Linked DNA regions of Homo sapiens: region 1 is linked to region 2. The links are chromatin contacts, found by Hi-C or POLR2A ChIA-PET in ENCODE. All regions are on one chromosome and are shown on one strand. The core of a region is the stretch at or near the end of the contact, and the rest is flanking DNA. Distances in the headings are between cores, read along the strand shown.

Region 1 (6,749 bases), core at 3,573-6,072, 83 kb before region 2:
TTTGTAAAAAAAAGTAACAGGATCTCGGGATAGAGTCATGGCATAATGAAATGTAAGTGGCACCAAGAGGTCAAAAGGCATTTTTTATTTTTATTTTCTTTTTCAGCAAAATGAGTAAAGACAGCCAGGCGTGGTGGCTCACGCCTGTAAAGCCTGCACTTTGGGAGGCTGAGGTGGGTGGATGACCTGAGGTCAGGGGTTCGGGACCATCCTGGCCAACATGGTGAAACCCCATCTCTACTAAAAATACAAAAATTAGCCAGGCATGGTGGCAGATGCCTGTAATCCCAGCTACTTGGGAGGCTGAGGCAGGGAGAACTGCTTGAACCCGGGAGATGGAGGTTGCAGCAAGCCAAGATTGTGCCACTGCACTCCAGCCTGGGCGAGAGAGCGAGACTCGGTCTCAAAAAAAAAAAAAAAAAAAAAAAAGAAATGAGTAATGAGTAAGACATCTAAAATCTTCTTGCTCCCTCACAAAACTGTCATGCCTAACACCATGCAGTAAGAAATTAATTTTTGATCCTGAAACATACAATGTAAGTAACCTACTGGAAGGTAAATAGCATCGGCTAACTCTGAATCAAAGTAAAAATGACTTGGCTGGGCGCGGTGGCTTGCGCCTGTAATCCCAGCACTTTGGGGAGCTGAGGTGGGTGCATCACAAGGTCAGGAGTTCAAAACCAGCCTGACCAATACAGTGAAACCCCATCTCTACTAAAAATACAAAAATTAGCCAGGCATGTTGGTTGGTGCCTATAATCCCAGCTACTTGGGAGGGTGAAGCAGGAGAATCACTTGAACCCGGGAGGTTGCAGTAAGCCAAGATTGCGCCACTGCACTCCAGCCTAGGTGACAGAGTGAGAGTCCATCTCAAAAAAAAAAAAAAAAAAAATCAGTTAAAATGACTTAAAGTCAGATGTTAACACTTCAACCCAATTGCAAATAGTTTCCTATAGAGGTGAACCAATTGGCAGCAAGTAACCAAGCAATCTGATGGGCAACACAAGATGTATATGGTTCTGAAGTTCTTAGACATTTTGACATATTAAAGAAACAACTTGCAAAGAATGGAAAGAAACCCCACTACACTCCAAAAAGGGGACGAAAAATAGGGTGACCAGCCTTCAAAATATTTTTAGCTCACGTTTTGTATACTACTAGTGTTGAAAGTGGGGAAAGGGCCGGGTGCGGTGGCTCACGCCTGTAATCCCAGCACTTCCAGAGGCCGAGGGAAGTGGACCACTTAAGGTCAGGAGTTAGACCAGCCTGACTAACATGGTGAAACCCTGTCTCTACTAAAAATACAAAACTTAGCTGGGTGTGGTGGCAGTCGCCTGTAATCCCAGCTACTCAGGAAGGCTGAGGCAGGAGAATTGCTTGGACCCGGGAGGTGGAGGTTGCAATGAGCTGACATGACACCACTGCACTCCAGCCTGGAAGACAGAGTAAGACTGCGTCTCAGGAAAAAAAAAAAAAAAAAAAAGGAAAAAGGTTGATTTTAAGCAAAAACTGATGACCACAGGAAGGACTATGAAAAATAGAAGTGATTTTTCCATATAGAAACAATTTCAGGTCTTAAACACAGAAACGTGAAAGAGAAATATTACAAATGAGTCAATTCAATTATTCAGTTTGTTCATCTGATGACATATGCAGGAAATTTTAAAGTCATAGGATAGCCTCTCTTTGTCATGGAACTTGGCCAAACCCTGCTCTGCCTACCACTCTATGCATGCTGAAGGAATGCAAATTAATTTTATCTTAAGTTAAAAAAAAAAAAAAGCTGCCAAGCACGGTGGCTCACGCCTGTAATCCCAGCACTTTGGGAAGCCGAGGCGGGTGGATCACGAGGTCAGGAGTTCAAGACCAGCCTGACCAACATGGTGAAACCCCTGACTACTAAAAATACAAAAATTAGCCAGGCGTGGTGGCACGCGCCTGTAATCCCAGCTACTCAGGAGGCTAAGGCAGGAGAATCACTTCAACCCGGGAGGCAGAGGTTGCAGTGAGCCAAGATCATGCCATTGCACTCCAGCCTGGGTGACAGAGAGAGACTCCACCTCAAAAAAAAAAAAAAAAAAAAAAAAGCTAAGTGTCTGCAGTCCCCAAAATGATTAAGTGCATTAAAAACCAAACTGTTGTAGTTATCATCTATCTATAAAATGGTTCTCTTTAGTATACTAATAAACGAAGACTGCATTTCCACCGTGCAGGGGAAAAAAAACTCCTGCAGATCTATGAATTCTGACATGTTTTCTGTTTCTTATTTTTGTTAAAAGGAGCCTTTGTAATACTAGGTGTATATCATCCTATACAAAAATAAGCATTACCTAAATAAAAGTAGCATATTATTTTTTTCCTAGTGCTATATATTTATCCCAGTGGAAACTGAAATAAAAAGGTGAGCTCCAAACTGAAATCATTCTGAAAAGCTAAATTTGGACCACAGACATTGTTATTCCAAAGTCAAGAGAAATCAAAAATAAACCAAAAAAAAGTCTGGTTGTCAGTGATACATAAGTGTACCTTGAGCATTAAGTAGCACTTCCTCCTTTCCAAAACAATTCATGTACAAAGAATGACTTCTTTTACTTACATTTAGTCTTCTGGGTGGAGGTGGTTCAGAAGGATTGCAGAGTACATTTGAACAGGGGGGACATTTGGTTTCATCTATCATCATGAAGGTGTCATAGACACCATCCCCCAACCTAGTTAAAAGGATTACAGACAAAATCTGTCAGGAACTGAAGAATATAGAATCCTATGTCTTAACTGCTTCATATCTGCTACAAGGAACAGTAATAGAAATAAATGTCTACACTACATTTTGGCACTGAATACAAACAACTGGGGTATTTGGAAGAGGTACAGAGGAAATCCAACTTTTGTTTTTCAAGGACAGCATTTCTAGGTTTGTATTTTAAAACAGTTGAAACAAGTCCTTCTGAATGTTGTTAAACACAATAAGGACTATCAGAAGGATCTCATAATAACTTACTACTTGAAAATAAAGGCTAGTTTGAAACTGAAGCTCACAGAGAAAAAAACAGACCAGAAAAAACTAACAGAGGTAATAGTTTCTCAAGTCAGAGACTTGGATTCTAATCTCAGCTCTAACACTGGCTGTGCTACCTTCTCCTCTGAGCCTGTCTTCCCCAGTGCTACCTTCTCCTCTGAGCCTGTCTTCCCCATGTTAATGGGAAGACTAGCTCCAGTCTTCACACTTCTGGGTCTTACAGGCAAGAAATAAAAGGCCTTTTTAAGGCTGTCTTCTCTTTATTCATTTACTTACTTACCTACTTACATCTACCTAACCTGCAGAAAAATACAGTAAGTACTACAGCAAACGCTAAAAGGATGCTCTAAATTATAAAATGTATTGAATTTACTTCTCTTTCCACTTCATTTTCTGGTGGATGGTGGAGGCAAAATTCTAAATGATTAAGGATCACTTCTCTGTTCTTTAACACTGTGGCTCCACCACTGTAAGGGAACACAAAAGACGGAGAGGATTTATTTAATCCACAAGATGGCCCTGAATAATGTATTTCATCTGCTACCAAGAACACGGATTTCCCAGTTACACACATCAGCATTTCATTGTATCATTTTACATGATACACTATGAATATAACAATGATGATGTTGCAGAGGAATAATTTTTTAACGTCTTTTAAAATATCCTGGAATATTCTGGTCACCTTAAAAACTGTTTTGTGAAATTCATTCTAGAGTTTTCTTTATAGATGTGTTATAAAAATATAAAGGGAAAAAAACCGCTACAAATATTTTTGGAATGCTCTTTTTAAAAACATGCTCACATTCTGATAGAATTATTTATATTTTTAACAGGGAATGGCTTCACCAACAGAAACCAAATATTCTGGATGTGACTGACCCTTTGCCATAAGCCTGATAAAACAAACCAGGATAGGCGTCCACATATATAAAGAAAAAGAAAACGTGCAAAATTGCCTAGTGACTAACAGCCAGAGGAAATTAACAAGAGTCTGCATGCAAATAAAGCGGGGAGCAAGGGTCTCTTCTCTCCATTTAGGTGTAAAATACAACGCAAGGTGGGGAATCTCTCAAAATAGGATCCGGAGAAAGCCGTACCCAGCATAGCCCATAACCTGTACATTCGAAGCTAGACCGCACCCCTCACAGCAAACCCCAAGAGTTCAGCCGTTGGTTATCCGCTCTAAGCAACAGGGCTTCTTTCCAAGGTATTGCTCCCGGGCTCCCCCCCTTTAATAAAAAGCCCCACAAAAAGTCCTAGATTTTCGTAATCCCTTAACATATACCCCGATCTAGGGTTTCAGAGGGAATCCAGGGGTGGAAATTCTTCTTGCTCTAACTCCGCTCTAGCCCCGTCCCCCGCGCCCGGTGAGACAGGGATGGGGGGAGGGGGCCCTGATAGAGAGGAGGTGGGGGCGGTCCCGGGGAGGCAGTCAGACCCCTGCCCTCGTCCCTCCTACTGAGGGCTCACTCTACCTCCTCCCCACCCCCAAGCTTCGCTTGCCAGCGCCAGCCGCTCCCTGTGGCGCCTCCAGCCCGTTACCCCGTGGCGCCGTTACCTCCGCTGCTGGGGCGGGAGCCCGGCCCCAGGCGGCCCCGCATCCTTCCGCCCAGGCCCACGAGCTGTGCCTCCCATCTCCTAGCTCGGGACCCCGCGCGGGGAGAGGCGCCAGTTGGGGGTCCGGTCGGCCACGCCACCTACGCCGGGACGGCTGCCTCCGCGGCGCGACGCTCCCACGGGTACTCTCGACCAGACACTGCAGCTCAGCGCACTTTCGCTCCCGACTGGCCCCGGCTGGGAAGTGGGGAGACGCAGCTCCAGGGGCGGGAGGGGGAGCGGTCTGGTCGCCTAGCAACCGCGGCACGCCCCCGGGAAACGCCTCGGCGCAGCTACGGGCTGACGCACAGGGGCGGGGCCCGTGGCCGGTAAAGGCCACGCGGCGCTCCTAGCGGGTGCTAGTACTGGCGCGGGAGGCGGGAGGTTGGAGGCGAGGAGCTCGCGGCCTAGGCTGTTTGGGTCCCTGGCGCGAGCTGTAGACGGAGAGAGGGGTCCGGAGAAGGAGGGGTGAAAGTAGCAGTTAGCCCGCGATCTCAGAAGGGCTGCCCGCCCCTCACGGTCCCTTAATAGCACGTTGCGTCCTGGAAGTTCTAAAACGTCCCGCTTCAATATGAATTTTAAATTAGTGAAAACATATGTGTATTGTTTTAGGCTTTCCCACCGCGGGGACGGCCCTCCGGGGGTTGGTGAGTTACATAAGAAAGCAATAATAATAAACCCATTTATTGACACGATGCTTCCATTTATGAACATTTGATCTCAGTAACGGAGGTACCCGACGACTTTCGTCTTTTACAGACTTAGCTGGGATGCAGAATAGAAGCTGGGCCTTTGTCTGACTACCCTGCAACAGTCAGCCACAGACGGGAAGGCAGCGCAGGAAACTGAGGCCAAAGGAGCCGCGCTTCCTCATGAGCATGAAGCGGCAAAGCCTGAACTAGAAGCTTCTAACGCCTAACCGTCCTCTTGCCGCACCAGGACCTACCTCTGCAAGGCCCTTCCTGACTTTTTCCTTAGAATGTGTGTATATGTGTCTTTTTCCTTTTCTGATGCTAAGACACCTCAGAAACACCAATGTTAAGCAGATTTCCATCGTTGGAGGTTAAAACACCCGAATACAAGTGTTTTCTTGAGTGTGGCATCTGGTCAGATGTTTTATGGGTTGGTTTGTTTTTAAAAAAAAAAAATTTCCTGTTAGATGGGTGGTAAGAACCAGTCAGAGTTTGTAAACCCACCAAGCACGAGGCGGTCGGACCGTCCAGATTCTGGAGTCCAGAAGACACCAAACGTTCTCAGAATGCCGAACGCGGGCGCCACCTGGTGGGACTAGAACGCTTATTGTCCCAAATCAGCATAGCACACAGTTCCCATAAATCTTAAAAATTCCCATCCAAGGCTCATTTCCGTGTGACTAAAAGTCATATTCTCTGTTCTCGTGACTCCAAGTAAAAATGTCCCTAAAGAGCCAAAGTATCTTCACTGTATAAACTAATAATCTATTGGTTTGGGGAATTTTATTTTTTGTGATCAATGTTACTTTAGCCTTTCTATGATATACATATAAATAAAAAAGTTTTCTTCCATGATGATTTTTTAAAGTTTATTTTATAAATAAACTTTTTCTTTTTGTCTCTCCCTTCCCCCACTTTGCAACCAGAGCAATTCTGCTTTCACAGGGGTTTGTATTTGGGCTCTTACGAAGCTTTTGTTTGAAGAAAGAGTTCCATGGCAACGCAAAGATTGGACGAGGTTACTGTTGAAGTCCCTTCCAGCTCTAAGATTGCAAAATTCTATTAAATAATCCCCGTTCTCAGTACTTATGTAGACACCTCAGACCACTTTACTGCCCTCCCTAAACAGTTGAATGAGACTTGCCCCCACATGATTTCTTACCTCATTCTGAATCACTGCTCGTGAGAGGATTGCATCCGCAGTCTGTGCTTAAGACACATCTTCCAGAGCCAAGTGGAAGGGTTCCTGCTCCCTTTCTTGCTCCTAAGGTGGGAAATACAGAGGCCGCCTTTGTCTTTCGCCTATTGTTCCCATGGTCAAGGGAAAGAGGACTCCTCGAGGGTGCTGGAGCTTCATAAATCTCTGACCTTAGTGACCCAATGTTTCTTCAAAGATCCCCTGTATGATGGGGTTAACGTCCCATAAGGGATCTGGCAGGAGC
Region 2 (6,689 bases), core at 949-3,448:
AAAAGCTGTGATACAGGACTGGAAGTCAGGAGCTTGTATTCTAGTCCCAGCTCCAACTCCAGCTTGATATGGTATCTTGAGCAACTATGGACATCAGGTTTCCTCAACTATCCAGTTGAAGGGTAGCAGCAGTGGAGATCAGATTTAGGGCCTTATGACCTTATGATCAGATGTAGTGGCATATAGAGAGGCTGAAAACCAGGGCAAGGTGCCACCGCACCCCTGAGACATATTTTGAAATCACCGTTAGCTAGTATGTGCAGGCACTGTACTAATAATTTGTTCATAATTTCATTTAAGCCCTACAACAAACCTATGAGGAAGCTACAGTTATTATCTATATTTTACAGAAAGCAAAAGGAGGTTAAGGCAAGTGAAGTTACTTGCACATATCCACACTGTTAGTTAATGGTGGAGCCAGATATCAATTCCGCTGGGTCTGACTCCAGAACCCAAGTCCTTGAACTCTATACTCTGCGGCCTCATGGTTTACCTCTGTGATTACTCTCATAATAACCACATGCCTGAAATTATAGTCCATTACAAACAAGTTAGGAACCACTTTCTCCATCTGACTATGCCCCCGTCTTCCTTTCAGCTTCCTGGGGTCTTCTCTTCTCCCCCTGTGTACCCCTGCTCTCCTTGGGGGGTAAGTCTCACCTATGCCACTGGTATCAACCACACCTAACAGACTCAGGGCTCATAATTCTTTCTCTCCCAGGTATCTCCAGGTGGGTACCTGTAACAGCTCACTGAGTACCCAGCCCTTCCTATTGGAGTTTCACTCTTAACAGGGTCAAGATTGAGTTTGTTATTCCCTCCCTTGTCCGCTACCTGCTCCTTCTTTTCCTCCCGTAGTATTTCCTGTCTTGATGAGTGCCATTAACTGAGATTAGTGCAAAGCCTTCCAAGAGTTCCCCATGTTTCTATCTCTGCCTCCTCCAAACCCCCTACCTTTTTATTGCCACAGTTACCCTTCTGAGATGAAGATCTGATCATGGTACCATAACAACTTCCATTCAGATTTCAACAAAAAATTATTGAATAATTACTATGTATCAAGTTCTACTTGCTTATTCTTTCTTTCACTTAGCAAATATTTACTGAGCCCTTTTCTTGTTTTTTGTTTTTTTTGACAGTGTCTTTCTCTGTCACCCAGGCTGGAGTGCAGTGGCGCGATCTCATCTCACTGCAAGCTCCACCTCCCAGGTTCACGCCATTCTCCTGCCTCTGCCTCCTGAGTAGCTGGGACTACAGGCGCCCGCCACCACACCCGGCTAATTTTTTGTATTTTAGTAGAGACAGGGTTTCACTGTGTTATCCAGGATGGTCTCGATCTCCTGACCTCGTGATCTGCCTGCCTCGGCCTCCCAAAGTGCTGGGATTACAGGTGTGAGCCACCGCGCCCAGCCTTACTGAGCACTTTCTTCAGGCAAGCACTAGACTGAGTGTCTGAGTTTGGGCATGAATAAGACACAGTCCCTACCTTCTAATAATATACAGTCTAGTGAGAACAACATTGAATAAGACGGTCTACTAAAGTTACTGAATGAAAGTTACACATTTCATTATCTCACTTAATCCTCAGAACCCTGCAAGAAGGTATTTTGCAGATGAATGAACTGAGTTTCAGAGTAAACTCGCCCAAGCAAGTAAATGGTAGAATCAGATTCAAACCCAGAGCCCCTGTAACTTTCCATTACAATTGTCCTTTCTCCACCGACTCCCGCCACCTATTCCAAACTCTTGAGCAGGTCCTTCAAGACCCTTCACGGTGCACACCCAGCCAACAGTTCACACCCATCTCCAGGTGCAATCAAGCAACCCTCATTACAGCTGCACAAAATTCGATCCACATTCCCAGAAGCCACCCTTCCCTCTTGTGGCTTAGCTCTTGCTATTCTCTCCTCTGATGTCAAAATCCTCCTCCTATGTCCTCCCCACTTCCTGACACATATTCCCCAATATCATCCATACCTCCCACACCTTCCATCTGACTCTGAGAAGCATCCTTAACCAGATGTCCTATCTGGGTTGAATCTTAAGATGCTGCCATCCCTAGGGTAGCAATTTTCAGCATTCAATGGCTGTGTACAGCAGAGAGCTCGGTGTCTCCCCAGATGACTTCCTGTTGTAAGAGGTGAGTGGTGGCACACCATTTAGGTTAGACTCACCCTACAGTCACTTTCTCAGCGGTGCTAACCCACACCACACTTCTGATTGGCTGCCAGGCTAACAGCTTCGATAGGCCTTGACACTGAACCTACTGAAGATAGCTGAGTTACCCCAGTTGTCCACACCCTCAAGAACTCATGTCAGGGTCTGAGTCAGGCCCAAGGGCTCTGTCTTCTAATTTTCCTCCCTAGTGAGAATACAGAGTGACAAAAGCTATTTCTGATCAACAGCCGTCTCCCTGATGTGCCCCTCTCTGGGCAGGGCCAATCCTCCAACATCCCGGGCAGCATGGTCACCAGGGTGAGATGTGAACAACTATTGCACTGCTACATCTAGCAAGGAGGGTCTTGCCTCTCGCCTCAGGGCTAGCCTAGCCCACCTGGGGGTCATCTCAGGAAGCCCACTGCTTCTAGGGTAAAAGGGGATAGGCTGTGAAGAGCCCAGAGAAATGTCTCCAGGGTTTAAGGATTTCTAGAGAAATATGCACCAGAGCTCTGTCCCTCCTTGTGGCCAGGACTTCAGGTGCCTCCTTTTTGGGAAGCATTTCCATTCTGCCTAATCAGAAATACATTGGCGTGGGCTGGGCCCATCTGGGGCTGGTCAGATAGGCCTTGGAGAGGCTCCTGTGAGGGCGGCTGTCCAGTGCAAAGGAATCACTGACAGCTTTGGCCAGCACTTCTGGCTTCTAAAGTGTGGCAGGAGTCTGTGAAGGAGCCATGGAGAAAGCTGTCCCAGATGGGACGGCCTAGCCAGGGTAAGAATGAAGGATGTCCGCTCAGGGTAACGTGGAGGGAGCGGGGGACTGGCTCCTTCTCTTGGCAGATATAGGTGGGCTGGTGTGCATCTGGCACCTCTAGAATCCCCTGGGAGCAGCCATTAGCTTCTTATCAAGGGAAGGAGTCAGAATAGAAGAAATCAGTGCCAAATTTGGGGTTTGGAAGCTAAGGAAATACTGACTGAGGGACTAGGTGGGGTCTAATGTATTCTGCTCCCCACCCTCACATCTACCAGGAAAGATTAGATGTGGGACCCTAGTTTCTGACTTTCCTGACATTCCTGCCATGTCAACTAAAGGTGGTGAGTTCCTCTCATTTCTGGTGGCCACAGAATAACAAAAGATTCTGTCAATATCAATTGATTGCTAGATCATAAAGTTATTAAGCTATAGAAAGCCAGATTTTAGAGCTGGGAGCGCTAAACTTGCTCCAAGATGGCAGAAAGGGGCTGTCAGCAGCCTTAGGACTGGGTAGCAGGGCAGGCACATGGATTTGTGCCTGTGTGCTCAGGGTACAACACAAAATCCCCATTTTGGAGCGTTACCATATTTTAAGATGCTGAGAGCAGCATTGTTCACACCCATAGCTATCTTGAGGATAATGTGTCTACAGAGGGCAAGCAGCCTGCTGGGCTGAAGGCTCTAAAACACCATAGGGGCAAGGGAAACTATGTTATTTGCCAGTCCTATTATATATATTCCTTGTGGTAGGTGCTGGGAACACACTGGTAAACAAACAAGGTTCATGCTCCATGGAGTTTACAAGTGCTTTTATACAGTTGCCACAACAACCACACTGGTGTCCCCATGTAATAGCTAAGAGAGGTTATGTACTTTCCTAGTGTCATAATAAGTGGGAGAACCAGCATTCTGAATGCAAAAAACCTCCACAAATCCAAGTTCAAAATCGAATAAAATGAAGGACTTCTTCAGCACCTACTATGTGCAAGGCCCAGTGCATTATGAGGAAGACTAAATGGCAAAAGATAGGATCCCTGCCCTCAAGGCATTTACCCAATGCGTAAGGCTGGGTATTAAATGAACTAGTACGAATCAGGATTAGAACAGTGCCTGGGGGAGTTCTGCTTCTGGCAAAGATGAGGGAATAGGATTCAGATATATCCTCCTGATTAAAACAACCAAAAAAATGGATACAACTAATGAAACAGTGGTTTTTAAAATACTGGCTATCAGGTAATGAGGAATAGCAATCCCCGAGACACAGGAAACAAATGAGTTGATCCCTAGATTTACTCCCAGTTTACTCCCAGATGTGGTGCAGAGCGGGTACTAAGGTGGAGCCTGGAAAACCCCCTGAAGCTGAGGAGATGCTGCTCGAGTCTAGGGAGACAAAGGCAGCCCGAGTTCACAGGACAGAGTAACTGAATGGAGACAGCTGCAGAGAGAGAGAACTGCAGAAAGGCCCCTATAGTATTCACCTGCGTGCTTACTGATCGGTGTGTGCATGGGAAGAAATGACCCAAGGCTAGAGAAAGAACCGCCCAAAAGGATTACAGGTAACAGTGTCTGCCCTCATACAGGGCAGGAATAGTGCCTGTTCCTACAAGCCATACCAGAAAACCTCATGATTTATTAGGCACTGAGTAGAGTACACAGAGAGTCTTACCTTAGTGGTGGGAAATAATTAGCCCTAGACTGAGGACTATTCCAATCCTGACAAATCTTAAAGAGGCTCTTAAAACCTTAAAAAGGATCGAACTTCTAAGTAATTTAACTGGGTCCTAGAACAAAACTCAGGAATATTTCCACAGGGCTGGGTGCAGTGGCTAATGCTTGTAATCCCAGGACTTTGGGAGCCTAAAGTGGGAGGATCACTTGAGGCCAGGAGTTCAAGACCAGCCTGGGCAACTTAGTGAGACTCTGTCTCGACTACTGACCACAACTGACACAGATATTAGCATTGGTCAAAGACACTAATTCTGGTGTCTCAGGCAGCCCACTGCTTCTAGGGTAGAAGGGGATAGGCTGTGAGGAGCCCAGAGAAATGTCTGAATAAGTATATGCTATTTATTCAAAAAGTTAAGTAGGAGAAATGGAAAATATTTAAAAGATCCACATCAAACCACTAGAGTTGAAATTTACAATGCCTTTGATGGGAAATATACTAGATGGGGATTAATGGCAGATTAGACTTTGCAGAAGAAAAGATTAACAAACTTGAAGACACAGCAATAGCAATGATCCAAAATGAAGCACAGGCCAGGCATGGTGGCTCACACCTGTAATCTCAGCACTTTGAGAGGCCAAGGTGGGTGGATCACCTGAGGTCAGGAGTTCGAGACCAGCCTGGCCAACATAGTGAAACCCTGTCTCTACTAAAAATACAAAAATTAGCTGGGAGCGTTGGCAGGCACCTGTAATCCCAGCTACTTGGGAGGCCAAGGCAGGAGAATCACTTGGACCCAGGAGACAGAGGTTGCAGTGAGCCGAGAACGCGCCATTGCACTCCAGCCCGGGCAACAGAGCGAGACTCTGTCTCAAAACAAAATAAAACAAAACAAAATGAACCACAGAAAGAAAAGAGAATTTTTTAAATGAACAGAGCAGTAAGCTGTGGAACGAATTCAAGCAGTCTAATATACATGTAAGTGGTATCCTCAGAGTGGGGGGGTATGAAAATATTTGAAGAAATAATGCCCCCAATTTTTCCAATTTTCGTGAAAACTATAAATCCACAGATCCAACAAACTCAATGAACACCCAGTACAAGAAACATAAAGACAAGTACAAAAGGCACATTGTAACCAATTGCTCAAAACCAGTGTGATACAGTTTGGATATCTGTCCCCTCCAAATCGCATGTTGAAATCTGACCCCTCATGTTAGAGGTGGGGCCTGGCGGGAGGTGTCTAGGTTGAGGCGGCAGATCCCTTATGAATGTCTTGGTGCCCTCCCCATGGTAATGAGCATCTCGTATTGTTCCTTCATGTGAGAGCTGGTTGTTCAAAGGAGCTTGGCGCCTCCTCCTCTCTCTCTGGCTCCCTCTCTCACCATGTGACATGCCTGCTCTCCCTTCACCTTCCGCCATGAGTAAAGCCTCCTGAGGTCCTGATCAGAAGCCAAACAGATGTTGGTGCCATGCTTGTACCGTCTGCAGAACCATGAGTCAAACTCTGTTCTTTATACATTGCCCAGTCTCAGGTATACCTTCATAGTAACACAAAACAGACTAATACATAGCGATAAAAAGAAAAAAGAAGAATATGTTATATACAGAGGAGCAGAGATAAAGATACCAGTAAATTTATTGTTAGAAATAATGCAAGTGAGGAGGTAGTGAAGCAACATCTTCAAAATAATGAAAGAAAAAAAGTGCCAACCTAGAAATTTCTATCCCATAAAAATCTCTCAAAAAGGAAGGTGAAATTAGAACTTTTTCAGACATGGAAAGTTGAAAAAACTCATCATCAGCACACCCACAAATACAAGAAATGTTAAAGAAAGTCCTTCAGGCAGAAAGAAAATGATATCGGATGGAAACCTGGATCTACCAGAAGAAAAAAAAGTACCAGAAATGGTAACCAAATGAATAAACAATTTCTTATCATTTAAATCTCTTTAAAATATAATTGGCCATTTAAATAAAATAGTAACAATATTGTAAGGGGCTTATAGCAGTGGTCCCCAACCTTTTTGGCACCAGGGACTGGTTTTGTGGAAGACAATTTTTCCATGGACTGGGGTGGGGCTGGTGGTTTGGGGATGACTCAAGTGCATT

Evidence for each region. Hi-C counts contacts between places; a loop is a spot of excess contacts on that map. ChIA-PET counts read pairs that join two places held with the same protein, here RNA polymerase II (POLR2A). Pooled maps may share reads with other maps.
Region 1: a loop to region 2 is called in a pooled map, with 4 times the contacts of the local background. The contact joins the promoter of DYRK3 here to the enhancer-like site in region 2. A Hi-C loop is called at or near these places in 1 of 168 maps with a recorded cell type or tissue (CD4-positive, alpha-beta memory T cell), 4 of 37 single-sample maps with no recorded cell type and 12 of 50 pooled maps. POLR2A ChIA-PET finds 5 or more read pairs at or near these places in 10 of 52 experiments (CD4-positive, alpha-beta T cell, GM12878, H1 and 7 more).

The regions. Positions count from the first base shown.
Region 1 is chr1:206,633,609-206,640,357 of GRCh38, reverse strand. DYRK3 (dual specificity tyrosine phosphorylation regulated kinase 3) reads right to left here and starts at 4,822. Exons shown (of 3, transcript NM_003582.4): 1 at 4,578-4,822; 2 at 2,597-2,708. The coding sequence starts at 4,654. It overlaps DYRK3-AS1 (DYRK3 antisense RNA 1), which reads left to right and starts at 4,690. Exons shown (of 2, transcript NR_183645.1): 1 at 4,690-4,758; 2 at 5,375-6,162. RefSeq lists silencers at 4,383-4,492, 4,543-4,962.
Region 2 is chr1:206,547,645-206,554,333 of GRCh38, reverse strand. All of the region lies in intron 2 of RASSF5 (Ras association domain family member 5), which reads right to left. Among named protein-coding and RNA genes, the nearest start is that of RASSF5, 43 kb to the right of the region's middle. RefSeq lists a silencer at 2,064-2,113. Within about 2 kb of position 2,198, at least 4 of the 41 ENCODE cell types and tissues checked have a DNase peak (open chromatin) inside an H3K27ac peak, as active enhancers do; they include CD4-positive, alpha-beta T cell, where a contact is called at or near this core.